2 separate regions of the Homo sapiens genome follow, and region 1 is linked to region 2. A link is an interaction called in ENCODE POLR2A ChIA-PET data of the cell type or tissue named here. Cell type or tissue: PC-9. All regions are shown on one strand. Each heading gives the region's core, and the rest is flanking DNA. Links, peaks and the distances in the headings are about the cores only. Region 1 overlaps PLD1 (phospholipase D1). Region 2 overlaps NCEH1 (neutral cholesterol ester hydrolase 1).

The links. ChIA-PET counts read pairs that join two places held together with the same protein. Peaks named below come from ENCODE experiments on the same cell type or tissue, not always from the same donor. Only the 100,000 strongest peaks of a DNase experiment are listed, where the experiment ranks them.
Region 1: POLR2A ChIA-PET joins it to region 2 with 6 read pairs; 2 of 35 experiments call an interaction of 5 or more read pairs at or near these places.

What each region holds. Positions count from the first base shown.
Region 1 is chr3:171,632,679-171,645,428 of GRCh38, reverse strand. PLD1 (phospholipase D1) reads left to right here. Exons shown (of 27, transcript NM_002662.5): 22 at 406-519; 23 at 2,540-2,589. Among named protein-coding and RNA genes, the nearest start is that of PLD1, 170 kb to the left of the region's middle. In PC-9, for the core only: no CTCF peak of the experiment used is centred there; no DNase peak of the experiment used is centred there.
Region 2 is chr3:172,631,964-172,644,371 of GRCh38, reverse strand. It overlaps NCEH1 (neutral cholesterol ester hydrolase 1), which reads left to right. Exons shown (of 5, transcript NM_020792.6): 4 at 8,285-8,456; 5 at 10,280-12,408. The coding sequence ends at 10,897. Among named protein-coding and RNA genes, the nearest start is that of LINC02068, 43 kb to the right of the region's middle. In PC-9, for the core only: no CTCF peak of the experiment used is centred there; DNase peaks (open chromatin) are centred at 6,211 and 8,571; H3K27ac peaks cover 1,122 bases.

The DNA of each region.
Region 1 (12,750 bases), core at 3,259-11,258, 1.0 Mb after region 2:
TCTACTATTTCCACGGCTCTAGCTAGGTACTGTGTTAACTATTAAGTTCTTTTTCCAAAACTTTGTTATAGCCTCCCCTACCCGCCTCTTTCCATGGGATCCAAGCAAGGATTTCTTACACTGCATTTTGTCCTACAAGCGATTATGCTGTAGAGAGACAATGGGTACAATTTCTACTTTACTGCCAAGTTTAGCTTGTTATTCAGGCTATGAAGCGATAGCCTGGATGACAGCTTCTGTCTTCCAGTCCAACAGCACACCCTCCCAAGTCCTGAAATGTGACAGAACGTGTTGTAGGAAGCCATTCACTCAATCTCAAAAACCATGTGAACTGCTTGGCTGTCATCTAAAATTGATACTACCTTTTATTTTTTGGGTGAATTTCTCTGCATCTGACCTTTGCAGGGAAAACCAGAAATACCGGGTATATGTCGTGATACCACTTCTGCCAGGGTTCGAAGGAGACATTTCAACCGGCGGAGGAAATGCTCTACAGGCAATCATGCACTTCAACTACAGGTGCCAAAACTCTAAATGGTCTATTTTGAGCTTTCGGTCATGCATCATGTAAGCTGATGAAGGGAATGGCAGTGTTTCTCCACATCCATTCGGTGGAGTGGGGAACAAATGAACACTTTATTTTACTTTCAAATCTTGGCCCGTTTGCTAGTTGATAAAATTCAAATGGAGCCTACAATGATAAATGATTGGCCTAAGACACATGGCAAACATAAAAGAACTAAAATATTAGTCCTTCTTGTATAGTTACTGTCTATTTCTATATATGTATAATGTTGATTAAAACTTATCTTTAAGTGGGTAAATAGCTATTGAGCTTTACATGTACTTTGCAGTAAATAGAGAAAAAATTAAATGCCTGAAATGGTAAGATTTGCTTGTGTTTGGTTATGATTCTTTAGGTAGCAAGTCCTTCAACAAGGTTGATAATGATAGCCTCTGTTAGTAAATAAATTCCCGGAATTTTGTTTTCTCTACCACATCTTTGTTAAAATTTTAGGGAAAGTTTTGTGCTTGATATTTTTAAAAGCTGAGTTTTTATATTTATTTAAAAGGGCACACTTGGGTTCCTCTTGAGGCTTCAGATTTGGCCAGTGGAGCATTGTGAAAAGGGCTGGAAAGTGCTAGCTGGTGGGTTGGGGGAGCACAGGCTAGAAAGCCTGCATAGATGGGGATGGAAATGCACCTCTGACCTTCTCTCAGGGTCACTTAACCAAAATCTCTTATTTTTCTGAACCACCTGTAGTTTCTCACCTTTCTAATCAAACCCTTCTGAAAGGTGGGAGAGGACGAATGATACTTTACATAGAACCTTTGGTAAGTAAAGCAGATTAGGGGTCAGGGCCTTGGTCAAATCGGGGGTGGAGACTTAGATGCCCTCCTGCTTGGGCCCCCTCGCCAGATGCTCCTGCTGGAGGATCTGTGCACAGTTCGAGTGCACCATTGTAGTGGAAATTTTTTTTTAATCCTCTTTTTTCTTACTGATGTTTCAAGCTTGTATCTGTTTATCTGCCAGGATTTCAAGGAAAGATTTTTGTTTGTTTGTTTCCTCCAGGGTGCTTCTGCCTAGTTACAGTACAAGAGAGCTTTAACTGTGCTTTGGCCTATATACTTGGACTGAAGATTTGCACATTTCTAATATTATCTGATTTATAAAATGATAAAGCTTTTCAAGTATTTAAGGCTCTGACATAATGTTTAATTGAATTTTATCAATTTCATTCGCCATTCTAATATTATTTTTGTAATATTGTTAATTGTAATTGTTTTCTATGACTATTTTCTTGCCTTCGAACCAGCTGAATGAAATAACACATTTGGCTTTTGTTCAGAAACAAAAACTATAACCTTTTATTATGCAAAAACATCTCTATTTGCTGGCATCATCTTTAATAATAGCATTTCTCAGGCATAAGTATACTCTTTATTACTCTCATAGAGCAAGCAGATGAAGCATAGAATTTTTGGTTTTGTCAGATTTTATAATTCATCAGTGATTATCAGAGTCTTAAGAAACAAAATCATTAGCAGAGTCCTTTATTTGAGACTATATTTTTCGTTTTTAGTGGTTTTGCTGAATTTAAAGACAGTCCATTCTAATAGTTTAATTTGTAAATTATTCTGCTAAGTGCTTGCCCTTTTCACCTCTGAGAGCAATGTGATTCTCTAAGTATTCTTATCTACTGATGCATTCTAAATTTATCTTTGCTGTTACCCAGTTTTGTAAGAGGGAAAGTTCATTCATGACCCTTCTTTTTTTAATAGCCTCTCTTTCTGAAATCTAACACGAATTTTATAACTTTTCCATTTACCTACCTCAAAACAACTATCATGTCCCTATTAGTAGCATTACAAAAGTGATATTCATGTAACTGTTTTTAGCATTTAGATATATATGTAGCATCTTCTCATAGAAGCACTTGTTCTGTTTTTACTTGTGTTAGGATTAAACCTACAGATACTGCATGGGATTGGTTGTTTTGAAACCTCTGTAATTATTTTCTCCTTTACATATTTTCAGAACCATGTGCAGAGGAGAAAATTCCATCCTTGGACAGTTAAAAGCAGAGCGTAAGTAACTGCTTTTTTTCTCATATCATTGTTTTTTATTATGAAGGTGAGGTATCAGTAATCATTAATGTTTTCACAGTGTGATTATAGAACTCTGTTTATAAAAGGTACCCCACAAAATGTTCACCTGTAATAAAGTATTTATTCTCATTAAGTTGCCCAAACCATTATTCAAATGAAGACACCAAGACTAAATAGGTAATAAAAACCGAGCATCTTTGTAATTTCTATTTATTTTTATTTATATATAGTTGTTTTAATAATAACAATCATCTTTATGAGGTATTATAGTTGTTTGTTCTTCTTTATCTACTGGATACAATTTTTTATACTTTTCAAAGACACTTTCGCAGACGTCTTTTTTTTTTTTTTTTTTTTTTTTGAGACTGGGTTTCATTCTTGTTGCCCAGGCTGGAGTGCAATGGTGTGGTCCCAGCTCACTGCAACCTCCGCCTCCTGGGTTCAAGCAGTTCTTTTGCCTCAGCCTCCCGAGTAGCTGGGATTACAGGTGTGCGCCACCATGCCCAACTAATTTTTTTGTATTTTTAGTAGAGACGAGGTTTCACCGTGTTGGCCAGGCCTGTCTAGAACTCCTGACCTCAGGTGATCCACCCGCCACAGCCTCCCAAAGTGCTGGGATTACAAGTGTGAGCCACCATGTGCAGCCTCAGATGTGTTCTTAATTGATTCTTCTACCTAGTTCTTGGCTACAATATATTGTAACTAGGGGTTTACCTATCTATAGCTCCCTGAACTATGGGTTCAGCATATAGTGGGCACTCAATATTGCTCTATATCTCTGTGCTCTATATCTTTGCTCTATATCTTTGTGTATCATTACAAACTAAGCTGGAATCAGAACCCAAGTTGTATGACTTCTAGTTCAAGTTGGGTCCAGATTGTGAAAACGTGGACAGCCACACTAAGAAGGCTAGGTTTTATCCAGAAGGCAAGAAGAGGTTGGTGGAAACCCTCTGAGCCCCTGGAGCAAATTCATCAAACTGACGTTTATATGAAGATTCATTTACTGTTGGTAAACAGGGTAGAGATGGTGGCAAGCAAGAGACAAAGGTGCACTGGTAATGGAAAAGGAGGATCATGTGTGGGTAAGATTATGAGGGATGACTTGAGGGGATGTGGAAGCAGGAGAGGAAGGGAAGTGTCAGCTAATTCTGAGTTTCAATCCAATGGACCAAGAGAATGGAGCTGCTGCAGGAGGTCTGGAAAAGGCAGAAGGACTCATCCTAATCATGTGAAGGTCATGATATGACCTTCAGATAGAATATAAACCTGAATTGAGTATTTTGAAGGAAGTTTTTATTTTATACTGGTAGCCTCCCAAATGGGGTGCACTGGATGATGTACTGGAATGTGGGTAGAAAATAATAGACTTTCCAAGTCTGTATATTTTTAGCTTAAAAGTAAGAAATTAGGACATCAGCAGGAATGGCAGAGGAAGGATCTCCAAAAATATAGTCCTACATAAAAGCAACAAAAATACTGACAAAAGTTGTCACAATCAACTTCTTTGGATGGGGAAATTAACTAAAGGCTTGTAACAATCCAAGGAGTGTTTAATCAAGAAAAACAGCTGAATCTTGGTAAGAATAGCAAGCTTTGTGGCATTTTAACTTGCCATATACCCATCTCCCTCTTCTCAGCTCCATGATAATCTTAAAAGCCAACAGCTGCTCAAATCAGGGTGAAAACCAGCAGCCTAGCAGCCATTGGAGGGAGCAGATCAGGGTTAAGGCTCCCATGTCCCACAGTTCTCACATTGTCATTATTTGACCTGTCTGGCACTTCCCTTTAAACTCCCATTCTAAGTACTTATATTTATTTCACCTGACTCAGACCTTGCTCAGTGCAAGTAGACTTTTTAAAAAACCTGGTATTTATCAAAAACAATCAGCAACATTTATTTAGCATCACAGCTGACTGAAGAGGCAGTAACAGTTGAGTGAGCAAGAAGCTGACTAAAAATCTTAAGAGGATAAGCTGAGGAAGGAGATCCCCTAGTGGGCACTAGAAACTTCCAACATATCCCTGGGAATCTGAAAGGTCATGGGTCTGTGTAGGGCTGTGTGCAACGGCCCAGGGCAATGCACGTGCTCAGGAAAGGATTGAGAAGGCCCTAAGCTCTCACCTCTGGCTGACCTTGAGGCTCTGTGGAAGCAGAAAGTGAAGCCTAAGGCAGAGTTATAAACTGCATGCCTGAGCATGTAAGGCCTGTGGCCCTCACACACATACACAGAGCCCCTCAGTAAAGTATAAGAAACTCATTTGGTACAGGCATTTAAGGAATTGTATAAAGTATGTTCTCTGACCACAATGGAATGAAATTATAAATAACAAAAGGAAATGTTGGGAATTCACAGATAGGTGGAAATTATACAATATACTTCTAAATAACCAAAGAATCAAAGAAGATACTTCAAAGGAGAGTAGAAAATATTTTGAGATGAATGAAAATGAAAACAGCATATCCAAACTTATGAGAGGCAGCTATAGCAATGCTTACAGGGAAATTTATAACTATAAACATTTATATTATTTAATAGAAAATAAGAAATCTCAAATCAATAACCTAACCTTACATTTTAGGAAAGTAGAAAAAGAAGAGAAAACTAAACCTAAAGCAAGCAGAATAAAATAAATAACAGAGATTGGAGGGGAAATAAATGAGATAATAGAAAAAAATAGAGAAAATTAGTGAAACCAAAAGTTAGCTTTTTGAAAAGATCAACAAAGTTGACAAACTTTAGGTGGACTGACTAAGTAACAAATAGAGAAGATTCAAAGTACCAAAATCAGAAACTAAGAGGGGACATTACTACTGACTTTACGGAAATAAAATGGAGTGTAGAATACTATGAACAGTTGTATGCCAACAAATTAGCCCAGATAGATGGACAAATTCCTTTAAAGACATTGTATTAGTCAGGGTTCCCTCAAGAAACAGAACCAATAGGAGATATATATATATATATAGAGAGAGAGAGAGAGAGAGAGAGAGAGAAATTATGTAAATATAACTTCTCAGCCTCCATAATTACCTGAGCCAATTCCTCATAATAAATCTTTTCATATATATGAAAGATATATGTATGAATATATGTTTATATATTTATATAATATATATTATATGAATAGGTATTATATATAATATATATTATATGAATATATATTATATATAATATATATTATATAGAATATATATTATATATAATATATATTATATGAATATATATTATATGAATATATATTATATATAATATATATTATATGAATATATATTTATATAATATATATTATATGAATATATATTATTTATTATGTATTAAATAAAATATTTATCTATTAAAAATGAATATATTATATCTAATTTATATAATTTTATATAATATATAAAATATAAATTAAAAATTATATATAAATATATAATTTACATGTATATTTATATATCCATCTATATAATATATATTCATATATATCTTTTATTTATATGAAAATATTTATATATAGATAATATATGATATATTTATATATAGATAATATATGATATATTTATATATTACTTATATGTTATATATTATAAATATATGTATAGATATATATTTTATGTGCTATATATAAATAATATATAAAATTGTATATTATATATTATATATTTATATATCTATCTTTCATATATATATATGAAAAGATTTATTATGAGGAATTGACTCAAGTAATTACGGAGGCTGAGAATTTCCACAATCTGCAAGCTGGATACCCAGGAAAGCTGGCTATGTAATTCCCATCCAAGTCTGAAGGCCTCAGAATCAGAGGAGCCAATGGTGTTAATGGTAGTAAAAGGGTAAGAGCAGACCGAGATTCCAACAGAAGCAGAAAAGCAAGAATCAAAAGGCATGAATTCTTTTTCCATCTGTCTCTTGATCTCCTCTGGCCCTCAATGGATTAGATGATGCCCAGCAACATTGGGGAGGGCAATCTACTTTAGTGAATCCACGAATTCAAATGCTAATCTCATCCAGAAAACCCCTCACAGACACACTCAGAAACAATATTAAACTGGGCACCTCTTGGCCCAGTCAGATTGATACATACGATTAATGGTATTGTATTAAAGACACAAACTCCCAAAACTGCTTCTAGAAAGAGCTGAAATTCTAAATAGAGCAATAACAAGTAAAGAGATTAATTTAGCAATCAATAATCTTCCCACAAAGAAAAGCCCTGGCCCAGTGGCTTTGCTAATTAGTTCTACCATCCGCAATAGAATTAACACCAATTCTTCACATACTTTTCCCCAAAAATAGATAGGAGAAAGGAATACAGTTATGTGTTGCATAATGACATTTCAGTCAACAACAGATTGCAGCATGATGGTGGTCCCGTAAGATTATAATGGAGCTGAAAAATTCCTATCACCAAATGATGTCACAGTCATACCCATGGCATGGTACAATTATTTTATTTTTAAATAAATTTAAAAATTTAATGTAGCCTAAGTGCGCAGTGTTTATAAAGTCCACAGTAGTGTACAGTAATAGTTTAGACCTTCACATTTATTCACCACTCACACCCAGAGCAACTTCATTCATGGTAAGTGCTCTATGTAAGTGTATCTTTTTTTTTTTTTTTTTTTTTTTGAGACGGAGTCTCGCTCTGTCGCCCAGGCTGGAGTGCAGTGGCGCAATCTTGGCTCACTGCAAGCTCCGCCTCCCAGGTTCATGCCATTCTCCTGCCTCAGCCTCCCGAGTAGCTGGGACTGCAGGCGCCCATCGCCGCACCTGGCTAATTTTTTTTTGTATTTTTTTAGTGGAGATGGGGTTTCACTGTGTTAGTCAGGATGGTCTCTATCTCCTGACCTCGTGATCCACCCACCTCGGCCTCCCAAAGTGCTGGGATTACAGGCGTGAGCCACCGTGCCCAGCTGGTTAAGTGTATCATTTTTGATCTCTTATACCATGTTTTTACCATGCTTTTTCTATGCTTAGATTCACAAATACTTGCCATTAAGTTACACTTGCCTACAGTATTCAGTATAGTATCATGCTGTACAGGTTTGTAGCCTAGGAGCAATAATCTATACCATATAGCCTGGGTATGTAGTAGACTATATGATTTGTGTAGTAGGTTTGTGTAATTACACTTTATGATGTTCAAACAATGACAAAATCACCCAATGACACATTTCTCTCACATTCTCATTAAGCAATGTATTACTATACTTCCCAACACATTCTAAGAGTCCAGTATTATCCTGATACCAATACCAAGGTCATTATAAGAAAAGAAAAGGACCAGGCATGGTGGCTCACACCTGTAATTCCAGCACTTTGGGAGGCTGAGGCAGGTGGATCACGAGGTCAAGAGATCGAGACCATCCTGGCCAACATGGTGAAACCCATCTCTACTAAAAATGCAAAAATTAGCTGGGCGTGGTGGCATGCACCTGTAGTCCCAGCTACTCGGGAGGCTGAGGCACGAGAATCGCTTGAACCCGGGAGGCTGAGGTTGCAGTGAGCCAAGATTGCACCACTGCACTCCAGCCTGGTGACAGAGTGAGACTCCGTCTCAAAAGAAAAGAAAAGAAAGCCACAGATCAATCAGATCAATATTCCTTGTGAATGTACCACAGAATTCCTCAGTGAAATACTACTAAACTGAATCCAACAATATAAAAAGGATTATACATCATGACCAAATGGGATTTTTCCCAGGAATGCATGGTTGGTTTTAACATCTGAAAATCAGTCAGTGTAATGCATCATGTTAATAGAACAAAGGACAAAAACCACACATAATCATCTCATTGACACAGAAAAATTATTTGGCAAAATCCCAAACACTTTCATAATTAAAACAAAACAAAAAAACCTCAACAAACTTGGAATACACAGGAACTTCCTCAGCCATGTAAATGGTATGTGTAGATGTCACATATAAGCTGACATCATACTTAATGGTGAAAGACTGAAAGCTTTCCCCTCTATGATCAGTGATGAGATGAGAAAGTTCACTTTTGTCAACATCGTACTGGAGGTTTTAGCCACAACAGTTGAGCAAGAAAAATATACATTTTTTAAAGGGAAAGGAACAGGAAGAGTAAAACTACCTCTTTTTATAGATGACATGATCTTGTATGCAGGAAATTCTAAGAAATTCACACATACTATTACAGATAATAAATTAGTCTAGCAGTGTTTCAAGATACAAGATGAGTATACAAAAATCAATTCACTTTTATACTCTAGCAATGAGTAAACTGAAAATGAAATTAAGAAAACAATTCGATTTAAAATAGCATCAAAAGAATTAAATATTTAGGAATAAATTTAATAAAGGTAGTGGAAGATACCTACGCTGAAAATAATAAAACCTTGAAAGAGATTAAGGAAGATATAAATAAATAAATACTCTGTGTTAATGGATTGAAAGACTTAGCATTGTTAAGATGGCAGTACTCTCCAAATTTACCTATACATTCAACACAATCCCTACCAAAACCCCAACTACCTTTTTGAAAAAATTGACAAGCTAATCTGAAAGTTCATGTGAAATTTCAAGGCATTTAGCATTGCCAAAACAATCTTGAATAAGAACAAATTGGAGGTGTCACATACGTGATTTCAAAACTTGCAGTAAACCCACAATAATAGTGTGCTACTGACATAAAGTTAGACTTACAGGTCAACTGAATAGAGTCGAGAATCTAAAAATAATTCTTATGATTATGGTCAATTAAATTTCAGCAAGGTGGTGCCAAAACAATTCAATGGAGAAAGAATAGTCTTTTCAGCAAATGGTGCTAGAAAAACTAGATATCCACTTGCAAAAAAAAAAAAAAAAAAAAAAAAAAAAAAAAGAAGTTGAACCCCTACCTCATACCATATACAAAAATTCACTCAATATGGATCAAAGGCCTAAATGTAAAAACTAAAACTATACATTTCCCGGAAGAAAATAATAGGCATAAATCATTGTGACAATGGCTTCTTGGATTTTACACCAAAAGCACAAGCAAACATATAAAAATAGATAATTTAGATTTCATCAAACATGAAAGCTTGAAAGCCTTTGTGCTCCAATGAACATTATCAAGGAAGTGAAAACACCCCACAGAATGAGAGAAAACCATTTGCAAATCATATGTATAAGGTACTAGTGTACAGAATATGTAAAGAATTCCTACAATTCAGTAATAAAAATAAAAATAACTCAAAAAATAAAAAATGGGCAAAGCAGCTAAACAGGTATTTTTCTAAAGAAGATATTCAACTGGATGATAAGTACATAAAAGAAAACTCAATATCACTAGTCACTAGAAATTCAACTCAAACCCACAATACAACCTCACAGCTTCACATTCACTAGGATGGCCATAATAATAATAATAATAATAAAGTATTGGCAAGGATGTGTAAATAGTGGAACCCTAACACATTACTGTTGGGAATGAAAAATGGTACTGCTTCTTTGGAAAGCCAGTTTGGCATTTCTGCAAAAGTTAAATATAGTTAGCCTATAACCCAGCAGTTCTACTCCTTAACATTTACCCAAATATTAAAAACAAATGTCCACACAAAAATCTGTACATGAATGTTTATAGCAGCATTATTCAGAATAGCCAAAAAGTGGAAACAACCCAATGTCCATTAACTGATGAATGTATAAACAAAATGGGGTGTATCCATACAGTGGAGTATTATTTAGATGTAAAAAGGCATGAACTGACATATACTACATCACAGATGAACCTCGAAGACCTTACACTAAGTGAAAGAAGCCAGGCACAAAAGGCCACATATTGTCTGGTTTCATTTTTATAAAATGTCTTCAATAGGCAAATCCATAGAGCCAGTTGGTAGAATAATAGGGTGTAGAGGAGAGTGGAATGGGGTGTAACTGTTAATGAGTGTGGGGTTTTTTTGGGGGAGTGATAAAAATGTCTTAAAATTAGGTGGTGGTGATGGTTGTACGGCCTTGTGAATGTACTACTTATAAAACATACTGATTTGTACACTTTAAAGACGAGAATTTTGTAGTATAAAATTTATAAATTGTAAGAATTTTTAAATGATTTGGAAACTTTAAATACAAATTTAAAATATTGACAAGTTAAAATAGTGACAAGTTTTTAGTACATGTATATAATTTCAAAATAGGCATATGTACATATATTGGTGTTGTGTGTTCAGTAATTTTTCACTGATGGTCTGCTCAACCTACAAAACTTTTGTAAGCAACTTTAGACAAAAGATATGTACATCACCAATAATGAATACTTCCAAAAGTTGCATCTCATTGTATCTAGGACAGAGATTTGCCAGAGTATTATCTCTGTCTCTATTTTCTAATGGCCTAAAATGAAGATGATAGTGAATTAGTAAATTTATAAAAGATATATCGATAAAATAAAATCGGGAAAATCATTCAGCGCTGGCAGTGGCTTGTAAAAATGCGCAGGTGAGGATATAGGGCAAAACAGCTTATTATTGAGTTTCTCAACAGTAAAAATGTCCTGAGCTTATTATAAAGTATTTCCTTTGGCTCTGGACCCTTTTCTTGCCTTTGCCTATTCAAGGGTGCAAATTGGTTTTTAACACAAGAATTAATTTCAATGCTAAGCCTGTTTATGAAAAGATTTCCAAGTACCTTGGGAACAGTCAAAATAAGGCATCTCAGTGGGGAAAATGTTCATATGCTAGACAGAGAGCAAAGATTAATTACATAATGCCTGTTTCTAAAGTACAAGGTTGTATTGTTGGCTTTGTTTTTGTATATGTAGTGGTTTTAAATACATGAACTAGCTAATCTCTAATTGGATAGAGAAATATAGTTCTCTACTGTTTTAATTATTTAGAATAACAAAACTGCTGCTATGAATATGTTAAAATTCCTGAAAAGAAAACCAGCAGCTATTAGTATATAATTATCTGATATACCAGTCTTCAGAGATTTAATGTTTAATTTAAAGCATTTCTTTGTTGTTTTTATAATTTTTGTTAATTTTGGTATTTTAGCAGCCAATTTAGTATAATTTAAGATAAGGGCCAGAAGTTTTCAATCAGGATTAGATACGTACATATACTAAGTGCTACAAGGAACGAAAGCCTGTAACAATTCTTGATGTCCTTTCACGAAATTTCCTTATAAATATTGAGTCTATTGTATTGAATTTCTCTTCTTTTTTTAATTATACTTTAAGTTCTGGGGTACATGTGCAGAACGTGCAGTTTTGTTACATAGGTATACACATGCCATGGTGGTTTGCTGCACCCATCAACCCATCACTTACATTAGAGATTTTTCCTAATGCTATCCCTCCCCTAGCCTCCCATCCCCGCAACAGGCCCCGGTGTGTGATGCACACACCAATGTTCACAACAGGTATGTCCTGGGATCTGAATAAATCTCCAGGTTCTCAGATACCTCCATGGCATTATGTAATTTGGGACTCTTTCTTATACTTGTTCATCTATTTCTTCACATTAATGCTTATGTATGCTCCTGGCTTGCTCATATTTTCTTCAAAAAGCATATGTTTCTCTAGTATATCCTCATAACATAAATTAACATCACCAACCTTTGTACCTATTACATGTCAAGGCAGTTTTTTTCACAGAATAAAGTACTGGCTGAAATATTTTCTCTATTTGTTTTTTCTTCTTTCCGTATAGAGTTCATGGTGAATTTATTCACATCATAAATGGGTGTCCCCATAGCATTTGACAGGCCACACTCGCATTTGTCCAAAATGTCTACTTTCTGGCTAGGAACCATTATCTTTCTTTTAGATCATGTTACTGGAACCAACTGTTAGGTCTCTTCCCAAGGCCATTTTTCACAAAGAAATAAAGATTTAATTACTTCGTAAGAGTTATTGCATAGTCAAGGATGAGTGGGAAGTAGGTATGGACTGTGGGCTGACAGGATGTCTTACTAATTGATGTTTTGCTGATACTCTGTAGGCCTGCTTTGGCATGGCACATAGATGTGCTTTAGAAAATTACGAATATGACATGTCCTAAACCTTCAAGCTGCTAAAAGCTAGTCAGTATCATTAATCTTAAAAAAATTAATTTTGAAATAATCTCAAATTTATAGAACAGCTTCCAGGACTGCCATATATCCTTCATCCTAATTTCACAG
Region 2 (12,408 bases), core at 4,409-12,408:
CCTTGCTCCTACTCCAGATTTGAGTGGATCTTTTCTTCTGCAGTCTCTTGAAAGGGGCTGCTCAGAGTCACTGAGGCAGTTCTGACCCTGTTGACAGAAGCCCTAGAGTCACCCAAAAGCCCTAGAGTCACCCCAAAGCCCTAGAGTCACTCAAAAGCCCTAGAGTCACTCAAAAGCCCTAGAGTCACCCCAAAGCCCTAGAGTCACCCCAAAGCCCTAGAGTCACTCAAAAGCCCTAGAGTCACCCAAAAGCCCTGCAGTCACCCAAAAGCCCTGCAGTCACCCAAAAGCCCTAGAGTCCAGACAGCTGGAGCCAAATCTGCTGAGGAAGCAGCCACCGCACCTGGACCTTTCTGGACTCTCAGCAAGGCCTCCCAGATTACTCAAGGGTTGTCAGTGCAGTTTGGTAATACAGGAACCTTCAAGGAAATGATTTGGGCAGTTGGCCTGAGCAGCTGGCCAGAGGAAAGCACAGGGGATGTTTAAGGAGACAAGGCCCTACAGCTCGGTGTTGAGGAACAAGCTTCAGGGGCCATTCAGTTGGTTTCTTGTGTAGCCCCAGCTCCTTGCAGGCCTGAGAAAAGGAGGGAAGCTGGGCTTGCTTCAGTTGGCACCGTGCAGATTTTCCATTTACCACAGGGCCTACCCTCCGGGCTTCAATATCACTATTTGGCCACATGCCCTAAACCGTTCCTCCATTCCCTTCTCCCCTTATCAGCATCTGTCTCAAGTAAAATGGGTATTGCAAGGCTTATCATAAGACACAGAAGAATAAGATATATTTAAGAGGATTTTTTTGAAAAGGGCTAAAATTTAGAAGGGACTGCTTTGATTTAAACTTTGCATTGTTCCTAATCTATACAACATGGTGTCCAGATGGGAGGCATGAGCATATGGCAGTCAAGTTCCATCACTCATGACTGTGTGACCTCAAGCAGGTCATTTAAACTCATGTGCAAAATGGGGTTGAGAACCCTTCCTGTATGTTTAGAATGTGAGCTACTGGGAAAACAGTGAGGTATGGTGGTGTGCCTTACTTGAGAGGCTGAGGTACAAGGATTACTTGAGCCCAGGAGTTCGAGTCCAGCCTAGGCAACACAGGGAGACCCTATTTTTTAAAAAACAAAGCAAAGGCCAGGCGCGGTGGCTCATGACTGTATCCCAGCACTTTGGGAGGCTGAGGCAGGTGGATCACCTGAGGTCGGGAGTTCGAGACCAGCCTGATCAACAACATGGAGAAACCCCATCTCTACTAAAAATACAAAATTAGCCTGGCATGGTGGTGCATGCCTGTAATCCCAGCTACTGGGGAGGCTGAGGTAGGAGAATCACTTGAACCCGGGAGGCGGAGGTTGCAGTGAGCCGAGATTGAGCCATTGCACTCCAGCCTGGGCAACAAAAGCGAAACTCTGTCTCAAAAAACAAACAAACAAACAAACAAAGCAAAAACAAAAGAATGTGAACTCCTGGAAACAGAAATCACGTCTTCCTTCCTTTGCATCTCCAGAACCCAGTACAAGGCTTGGAGTGTGCATGCTAGGTAAATGCATGCTGAGTTGGGATAATGACTGCAGAGAATTGTCATGAGAATCATTTTAGACAATTGATATAAGAGGAGTTCAGATATTCAAAAGCACTAGCTGAGTCTGGAGGATTATTGCTCTATCTAGCCTATAGAATGAAAAGGACAACTTACACGTTTATTTATCAGCATGTTTGGAACTCACAGTACTTTTTTTTCTTTTTCTTTTTTTTTTTTTTTTTTTTTGTAGAAATAGCAAGATAGTAATCCTTGTTAAGATTCAGGCTAACCCAAGAGCACTTTATAACCTATGCTGTAGTTGAGGTACAGCCAACATTATATGATCATGATGTTTCTCTTGGAAACGATGTTCAGGCCTGGTGTAGTGGCTCACACCTGTAATCCCAACACGTTGGGAGGCTGAGGCAGGTGGATCACTTGAGTCCAGGAGTTCAAAACCAGCCTGGACAATATGGCAAAACCCTGTCTTACAAAAAGTTAAAAAACAATTAGCCAGGCATGGTGGTGCATGCCTGTAGTTCCAGCTACTCAAGAGGCTGGGTTGGAAAGACTGCTTGAGCATAGGAGATCAAGGCTGCAGTGAGCTGAGATTGCGCCACTGCACTCCAGCCTGGGTGACAGAGAGAGACCCTATCTCAAAACAAAACAAAACAAAAAAATAGAAAAAAAAAGCAGTTCAGAGCGGGATCTCAGTGGCTCGCTTCTTTCTTCTTTCTTTTATTCCATAAATATTTACTGGATTCCTGTTTTGTGCTAGTTACCGTGTTAAATGCTGGTGACATAACAATGTAAGAATGACTTAATTCCTGCCCTCATAGAGTTTATGATCTAGAAGAGAAAGACCTTGAATAAGTAATGTTAAAAGTGTGATAAGTGATGGGAAGTAGAAGGGCAAGTAGTAACAGAGACATCTAACAGGCAAGATCTTACCTCGTTTAAAGGATCAGAAAAGGTGTCTTAAAGAAAGTGATGTTTGGATGAAACCCCTAAGAATGAGCAGAACCTCATTAGAAAAAGTGGATTTGTCATGGAAGACCAAAGTGGTGTAGTAAGAGGGCTTGGGAGGGGAGGGACGAGGCAGAGAGCAGTGAGGGAATGAAATGTGAGAGAAGACAGACGGAGGGACGACTGAGGAAAACAGAAGTAAGTGTGGATGATTCCAAGAGTCTTTAGGAGGATGGTGGACGCTTGGTTCTTCTGGAGCTCCGCCTTCTAGAAGACAGGCTGTCTGGAGCCAGCAGCTCCTTGCCTTGAGGCCCTCTAGAGTGGGTAGTGGCGTCATGGCTTTGCTATTCTTTCATGTGGATTATGGCACTGGGGAAGGTTTTTATCTGAGGAAGCTGGTGGGCAGGGGTTCCAGCAGCCTTGGTAATGGAATCACCTCTTATGAGCACCAGGAGTTGGGACTCCATGATTCATGTCACTCATGCTGGCTCAAGGGTCTGGGGACAGACCAAATGACTGATAGGTGAAGTCCTTGAGTACAAAACCTACGTAAAAGCTATGTCTCCTACTCAGTAGCTTCTACAACGCTATACTATTTTTACATATTAATTGCACAATAAGTATTTGTTAAATACATTACAGTGTTTATCTAAGATTTGCAGATGTATCCTCATTTATACAATCTAGAATATAAAAGGCCTTATATTTATAAATTTCAGTGCAGTTTAACTATAATAGAGTATTTTTTTACCTCTAGTTTATGTATTTTTTATTTATTTATTTTTGAGACAGAGTCTCACTCTGTTGCCTAGGGTGGAGTGCAATGGTGCAGTTTTGGAGAAACAGTCATCCATCCACATTCCTTCCCCTCGAGCACAGTTTTATTATATGTTCTTTTAATGAAAAGGAAGCTTCTGGGTGGGATGCAGTGGCTCACACCCGTAATTCCAGCACTTAGGGAGGCAGAGGTGAGAGGATTGCTTGTGGCCAGGAATTTGAGGCTGCAGTGAGTTATGATGGTGTCACTGCACTCAAGCCTGGGTGACAGAGCAAGACTGTCTCTTAAAGGGGACAGGGGGCCGGGCGCAGTGGCTCATGCCTATAATCCCAGCACTTTGGGAGGCTGAGGCGAGCGGATCACGAGGTCAGGAGATCGAGACCATCCTGGCTAACACGGTGAAACCCCATCTCTACTAAAAATACAAAAAATTAGCCAGGTGCGGTGGCGGGCGCCTGTAGTTCCAGCTACTCTGGAGGCTGAGGCAGGAGAATGGCGTGAACCTGGGAGGCAGAGCTTGCAGTGAGCCGAGATTGTGCCACTGCACTCCAGCCTGGGCGACAGAGCGAGACTCCGTCTCAAAATAAATAAATAAATAAAATAAATAAATAAAGGGGGCAGGGAAGAAAGGAAGCTTTGCTTTTTTTTTGACCTTGTGATGCAACAGTAGAAAGGAAACTTCTGTTAGTGGAATAAATAGATTCTCCCTCTGGAGTTGTCTCACTCAGAGAGCACAATCTGGATTTAATTATTGATTTGTTTTGGATATCCCCTACTAAAAATACCCCTAAGACAGTGGGGAATATTAACTCTTTTATGTTCCCAAAATGAATCTATTGAGATTTTCTTGGGTGATGGTGAAAAGTAAAAAAGCTGGAAAAGGAGTGAGGCTTATCCTCTCTCCTGCTGAATCTGATAGGAGTATAATTTTATTCCAGAATGCCGCATGTATCTTTCACCTAAGTAGTACTATATGAAGAGAACTTGGCGTCCCTTCCACAGCAGAAGGTTGTGCATATGGCTTCCAGGTTAGGTTATTTTGAGGAAGAATTGCGCATTTCAACCCTCTTAGCACATTGGTGTCATTCGGGGCTTGGGGGCATAGGTTTGAAGTCAGTTGTGAGTTCAGATCCCAGTTCTGCCACTTCTAGCTGTTACAGACAAGTTACACATTTTCCTTCAACCTCACATTCTCATCCTTAAACCCAGAAGTTTGCTTGAGATTTGAGTGACATACGTCTGTAGAACATTTGGCAAGGTACCTCACCCAGCAGGAATATGGTCATTTTGATAGACTGTACACATTAATTTGATTAAACCTCATGCCTGAATTTACACCAAATTTTGTTCTTCTGATGGGAGTTACATGCAGTGATAAAGCTAGGTAATCCACTTGTCATTGCAGAGTCATCCTCTCCCTGAAGTGAGTTGGGCAAATTGAGGAATATATATGCATCCATAATATTAATATGATATAACATCTTTGATATTTACGTATCAGGTGCTTTAAGATCTGCAGTTTTTAAATATTGAATGTCAGAACCCTCTTTCACTACTTTGCAGGGACATAGCTTTGAGCACCAGCAGCAGAGAGCAGATATATTTATGTATGCTTTATTTGGCTGTACCACCCATGAATTTCCTCCTGATTCTTGGCTTTCTGTGTCTAGATATTACAAAATTTTGATATACTTCTTAGGTGAATTTCAAGCTACTTTGAAAGTTCATCTTATGCCAGGTAACCTAATAAATATCTACTTTCAGGATATTCTTCAGTCTACAAAGTCTCCATTTTTTTTTTTTTTTTTTGAGACGGAGCCTCACTCTGTCACCAGTCTGGAGTGCAGTGGCGTGATCTCGGCTCACTGCAACCTCCAACTCCCTGGTTCAAGCGATTCTCCTGCCTCAGCCTCCCGAGTAGCTGGGATTACAAGCACATGCCACCACACCCAGCAATTTTTGTATTTTTAGGAGAGATGGGGTTTCACCATGTTGGCCAGGATGGTCTCGATCTCCTGACCTCGTGATCCGCGCACCTTGGCCTCCCCAGGTGCTGGAATTACACCATGCCTGGTGCTGGTGAGCCACCGTGCCTGGCCAAAAGTGTCCATTTTTATTGAGTAAAACTGAAGAATGTTTCCAGCATGAAAACAGATGAGGGGAGGGGTTAGGCCATGGATCTTTATGGCACCAGGAACACTCTTGCATCATAACCTGTTTGTTTTTAAGCATGTTTATCCTATTATATAAGCCAATTATTAATTGAGAAGATTGAGCAGTAGCATGTTTTTTTTAGGTTACCAATTGCCTTTGATCAAAGTCTCTCAGACCTTTTCTGAAATAACATCTAAAAACTCAACTTATTTGACATATGGATGCTAGTGGATATGTTCTGACCATCTGGGCAACCAGGAAAACAGTTTATTGTGATATGTGGGATATTGCTGAAATGAAATAACCTTTGTTTTCACAACTTGAGTCATGAAGTACATTTGTTTTTATTAAAATTAAAAGTTCAGCTTGGTAATACTGAAGATTAAAAATTGAGACCCACCCCCCACCCCAAGAACTAGGGGTAAATAGACTCATATGAAATGATGTCATCTAGTGGACAAAACTGCGTAATTCTACTTTTTTGCTCAAATGGAATTATATAGATTATATAGCAGCAGCTTTCATACATAGTGAAAAATCAACTGGAAAAAAAAAGCATTTTGCATGATTAATTGACCACCCCAGATGGAAAAATAAGAAATTAGAAAATTTATTTTATCTGCTATATGGCAAACGCTAAGGGATTTTTTTTTTTTTTTTTTTTTTTTTTTTTTTGGACAGAGTCTCGTTCTGTCGCCCAGGCTGGAGTGCAGTGGCGCGATCTCAGCTCACTGCAAGCTCCGCCTCCACTAAGGGAGTTTTTTTATTGCATTTAGTTTCAAAATGTGGTAATTCCGGAATGACCAGATCCACATTCACTACTTGTCAACGTATTTCACAAACATTTGTCCATTTGATTTTATCTACAATGAATGTCAAGATGTTTAATTACCTAGCAGGATTTTATTTTGAGACAGGGTCTTGCTCTTTCGCCCAGGTCTTGTTCTTTCGATCTCAGCTCACTGCAACTTCCACTTCCTGGGTTCAAGTGATTCTCAGGCCTCAGCCTCCCAACTAGCTGGGATTACAGGTGCATACCACCATGCCCGGCTATTTTTTTTTTGAGATGGAGTCTTGCTCTGTCACCCAGGCTGGAGTGCAGTGGCACCATCTCGGCTCACTGCAACCTCCGCCTCCTGGGTTCAAGTGATTTTCCTGCCTCAGCCTCCTGAGTAGTTGGGATTACAGGCGCCCACGACCGTGCCTGGCTAATTTTTGTATTTTTAGTAGAAACGGGTTTTCACCATGTTGGTCAGGCTGGTCTCGAACTCCTGACCTCAGGTGATCTGACTGCCTCTGCCTCCCAAAGTGCTGGGATTACAGACCTAAGCCACCGCACCTGGCCCTTTTTTTGTATTTTTAGTAGAGATGGGGTTTCACCATGTTGGCCAGGCTGGTCTTGAATTCCTGATCTCAAGTGATCCACCTGCCTCAGCCTCCCAAAGTGCTGGGATTACAGGTGTGAGCCACCGCTCTCAGCCCAACTAGCTGGATTTTAGACTGTGGAAAATAAATGTCTTTATTTAGAGTAGCTTAGAAAAAATTAGTTTGTGAAAATAAGTATGCTAATTATAAGATGGAAATCAAAAGTCTTGAGTCTTCATTGGCTGTTATTAATTTTTAATTAGGTAATTAGTTTTTATCCTACCTAATTTTGGTCTGTTTTTGAGTTTTTGCAAATCAAGTAACTTTTGTATGCCTTAGTTTCTTCGTTTGCAAAATGAAGGTATGTTAATACTCAAAAAAGATTTATTGGATGGATGATTATGTGCCCCTCACATTGGCAGATACTGGAAGCACAGTTATGAATAAAACACAGTTCCTGATATCAGAGAACACAATCTTTAGGAAAAACATATGATAATTTTCATATGAGCCAATAAGAACAGTGAGTGACGTACCCTGGCACATAGAAATATCAAGGAATGGTAGCCAGTTCAAGCCCAAAAGCAAGTGGAGATATGACCAAGGAAGGCTGCCCAGAGGAGGCCAAACCCTCCAGTTAAGGCTTAAAGGATGAGTGAGAATTAATAAGCAAAAGAGGGGAGTAGAGAGTGAGAGGGAACTCTAAACCAAGATTGCCAATGTAGATGTGTAAGATAACACTATGGGTGAGGCATTTGACAAAACCAGAGCTTTCTGGGAATCTTAAGGGGATATGAATTCTACTAGGTGTACAGAGTAGGATTCCAAAGGACTCTGATCTTGCGAAGTGGGGCCAGTTGGAGAAGCCCCAGAAGTATCCCCGAGGGCCTGCTCTAGGCCGTCTGGAAAACTTAGCTTCCCTTTTGTGAGTTAACAACCGGCCTTTTAGTTACAGTCTTCCAGGTATTGAATGCATTTCTTGGGTTTAATGTCAGGCTAATATGGACCTCTCCAGTGAAGTACAGTTTTATTATATGAAGTAAATGATGGACTCATTAAATGTGAGATCAATGAAGTGGTTAATCCTGCCAAGTCACCTCGTAACCCAGAGGCATTATGAATGGAATGCTGACTTCCAGAAATAAAATTCTAAAATCTATTACGGTGCTATCCATGTCTTTGTAATGAACATTCGCCTTTTACTTGTTAGTTTTATTTTGGTTGTTCTTGGTGGTAAGTAGGTTTGGTTTGGTGGCTGATAGTTTAAAGAAAAATAGTACTATTACTAATACAAAATCATCACATTTTAAACTAAGTATTTGATTTGCAAGAAAATGGTTTATTTTTATATTTTATTATTTTTTCTTTTTCATACAATAATTCCATTGAATTAATTTCTTATCTATTTCCAGATTTAAAAGAACCAGTTTCCATCTAAACTTTAAATGTCCCCCAAAATTGGAGAAGGCCTTAAATGAATACAACTTTTGTTTTTACAGATACAGGCTAGTTCCAAAGGTTTATTTTCCTGAGCAAATTCATGATGTTGTACGGGCCACAAAGTATTTCCTGAAGCCAGAAGTCTTACAGAAGTATATGGTTGATCCAGGCAGAATTTGCATTTCTGGTGACAGTGCTGGTGGAAATCTGGCTGCTGCCCTTGGACAACAGGTAACACCACTGTCCTAAGGTGCTGGTGGGTTAAGCGGTGCATGACAAGGTCTAGCAGACCAACACACCCTCCATTATGTGTGGCAAATGCATAGCTGGGTGGGCCGGTCACTAGATGGCCAAATTGTTCATGTGATTACACTTGTAGAGCTCTCAGAGATCTCGTTGAAGTAGGAAGATGAGTCATTGGAGGAAGTATCACCTATGAGTCTTTGTAAAGTCCCTGATTACAGTCAGTGTTAGAGAAGGGCTGACATCCCTTGCTTCTCAGGGCTATGTATGGAACTCCAGTATCCCCTGCTCCTTTTTCATGTTTGACTTGCAAATCGGAGTATTTTTGCTTAAATTCCAGTTCCTAAGATTGTTCCTTACAACTTTGAGCCAAATTAAAACCTTAAAATTTGTTTCCCCAACTTTTTTTTAATGTAAAAGAAAGAAATTAAACGATTCAGCCATTTAAATATTATCTTACAAGTTACTATGAGCTTTACCTGGTTTAATTCTTTGAAAACTATATCTAGCTTCTAATAGCACCCCAATTTTTTTGGCAAGTGGGAAAAAGCACATTTTCTTCCTGTTATGGATGAAGTAACTTAAGACATCTTTGTCTTCTCACCTCCAAATTTCATTTGGTGTCCTCAAATACCATCTGTCATTCTAATTATGATGTACCTTGGCTTCTAACTCTTTTGCTATAATTCAAGAACTTGATTTTCCATTTGGCATTGGCAAGTTTTCCATCCAAATATGGTCAGAAGAGAGTCTTGGCTCAGTGGAGAGAACATTCTTGGCTTTGAAGCCAGACAGCACTGGGATCTAACCCAGGACCCACCGTTGAGTGCTGCGGGGCCCTGGATAAGTCCCTTAACCTCTCTGAGCCTCAGAAAAACGAGGACAGTGTCATCTGATTGCAGGGCTGTTGCAAGGACTTAGTGAGGTGATGTGTATACAATTTTTGGCACATATTCAAAGTGCTATTTACTGACCATTCTTGCTTTTGGAGAGCAGTCATATCTCACCTGGGAATGGGTTTCTAAAGTCCAAGTATGAAGCAGAAGTGTATGGCTAAAGTTACCTTGAAGATCATTTAGTTGTCTATGAAGCTTCATGACTAGTTAGCTTTCTTTTAGATGTTACACGACAAATATATAATTTTGCACACTAGAATTACAAAATGGGGCAATGTTAACACTGTGGGGAGGTGTTGGGGGACTGAGATCTGTTGAGGTAGGGGATTCATTCACATTCCCATGACAACTTCACTCTGGCATATGCTCATTATGTAGAATGGAGGGTGCATTGCCAGAACTATTTAAATTCTGTCTCACCAAGCGTGAAGATGCTCACCAGAAAGCATACCCTGAGGTCCTACTTAAACACTCAGGAGTCTCATAATCTGCTTATTAAGTTTTTTCTGCCCCTCTCTTCTGGAAGAATAAGACTAATTTTTTTCCCCCTAGGAAGCCATGACCTTTTTGGGGGTTTTGTAGGGAATAAAAAATTAAATAAGGTTCACACATTATCCATTCATAATACCTAGGTGTCTTAACTGCCTAAAGATAGATACAAGTACAGGGTTCACTCAAAACTGAGTTGTAAACATCATACCTTTCTTAGTTAAATATCTAGCAGCTTGATAGGGTGGTGATGGTAATGATGGAGAATTATTTTTTAAACTTTATTATTTATACAGTGCCTGGTAGAAATGTAACACTTATACCATTGACAGATTCAGAGTAACACATGAAGCTACTCTACAGGGTATGGTTCCTATAAAAGAAGGCATGCAAAATGAAATAATGTATTTGCTTCCTCTTCTCTAGTTTACTCAAGATGCCAGCCTAAAAAATAAGCTCAAACTACAAGCTTTAATTTATCCAGTTCTTCAAGCTTTAGATTTTAACACACCATCTTATCAGCAAAATGTGAACACCCCAATCCTGCCCCGCTATGTCATGGTGAAGTATTGGGTGGACTACTTCAAAGGCAACTATGACTTTGTGCAGGCAATGATCGTTAACAATCACACTTCACTTGATGTGGAAGAGGCTGCTGCTGTCAGGGCCCGTCTAAACTGGACATCCCTCTTGCCTGCATCCTTCACAAAGAACTACAAGCCTGTTGTACAGACCACAGGCAATGCCAGGATTGTCCAGGAGCTTCCTCAGTTGCTGGATGCCCGCTCCGCCCCACTCATTGCAGACCAGGCAGTGCTGCAGCTCCTCCCAAAGACCTACATTCTGACGTGTGAGCATGATGTCCTCAGAGACGATGGCATCATGTATGCCAAGCGTTTGGAGAGTGCCGGTGTGGAGGTGACCCTGGATCACTTTGAGGATGGCTTTCACGGATGTATGATTTTCACTAGCTGGCCCACCAACTTCTCAGTGGGAATCCGGACTAGGAATAGTTACATCAAGTGGCTAGATCAAAACCTGTAAAGGAGCAAAACTTCCAGAAGCCTCGAGCCCCTCTTGACCTCCTACACCTGCTTTGGAAAGACATGCACTTTTTAGTTGACTAATTCTTCCTCCCATTCCCCTCTACTTGCGAGTTATGGAATTTCTATTCCATAACTGAAGTCTTTATGATAACCTAATTTTTAAAAATGAATTTGACTAACTTAAGTGCAAAACATGTAAATTTGGTTCCCAGAGTGGGCCAATCTCTCTGTTCTTGTTATCTTAGCCAACTATACTGATACCTACAGCTACAGAAAGCAGGACTAGGAACTGGAAATAACTTTGGGTCCTGCCTTCATTAGGACGTTCTTTTTAGAAGCAGTTCTTCCAGCTCTGGATCATAGAGTGACCTTTAATAAGTTAAAAAAACGAGGACTCCTTAATTCTGCTAGAGTTAACCTTGAGTTCAGAGCAGTATTAAATGCGTGCACTTTCAGGTCAGTACTGGGGACCAAGTACCCTCTGGTCTTTTGTGAATGGATGGTTTTGTTTCCTATGGGAATTTTGGCAAAGGTTTTCTGGAAAGAACAAGTTTCTCAAAGGACTTTCTTCCTCTAGAATGTTCATTTTATGAGATCGCTATCTGTAAGTCCAGTTGGATTACAGGAATACTTGAAAGTTACTTTCTACCACTATTAGAAAATATGAAGTCGCATGCACTGGATATCTATATATCATTAGGTTTTTGTTGTGTTTTTGGTTATGCTGTCCCCCTTCTCCTTGGGGAGATATTTGGGAGCAAACTTATTTAGATTTAGAGTAAACTTTTCATTATAGAGCAAGTAAAAACAGACAAATGAAACAACCTAGTGTTTCACATAAAAATACTTCTGACATAAAGTACCAAGAGCAGTGTGAATATACTTGGCATAGTCAAAAAAGAAAATACATTTAATATTAGTTCAAAATTGTTAAAAATACCTTTAGAAGGTCTAGTCTATTATTGAAAACTCAATTTTTTCACTTATATGGCTTTAAAATGGAGCTATTTTGCTACAATATAATGTATTGTTTATTTTTTTAAGTTATTTAATGTTAATATACATAGCTAGACTTAAGGTTTTTCAGAAAGATGTCCATAATAAATATTAAAAACAATGGTATTTTTTAAAAAACTGCCTTAGGGTTTTAAAACCTTCCCTACAGTTATAACCACGTGTAATTTTGTGGAAATGATATAACAGCTATTAATACTACTATAACATAGGCATAAATATTTTCGTGTTTATATGCATATACAAGTTAAAATAATTAGAAACTATGACTGCGCCTAGTAAAGTCATCTAGGTTTATAGTTCAGTAGCTTAGGCAAGGCACACACTGCTCATCTCCGCTTTTTAGGGTCAGAGGAACACAAGCTCATGTTCTGAGTGAAGGGCGTACACTGGCACCTGGTGTTGCCTAGATCCCCCATCTCCTCCTTCCAGCCAGGTCTGGAAGTTTCAACAGCCCAAGCTTAACTTCATGTAAAGTCTTCACTGCCAGTGGGA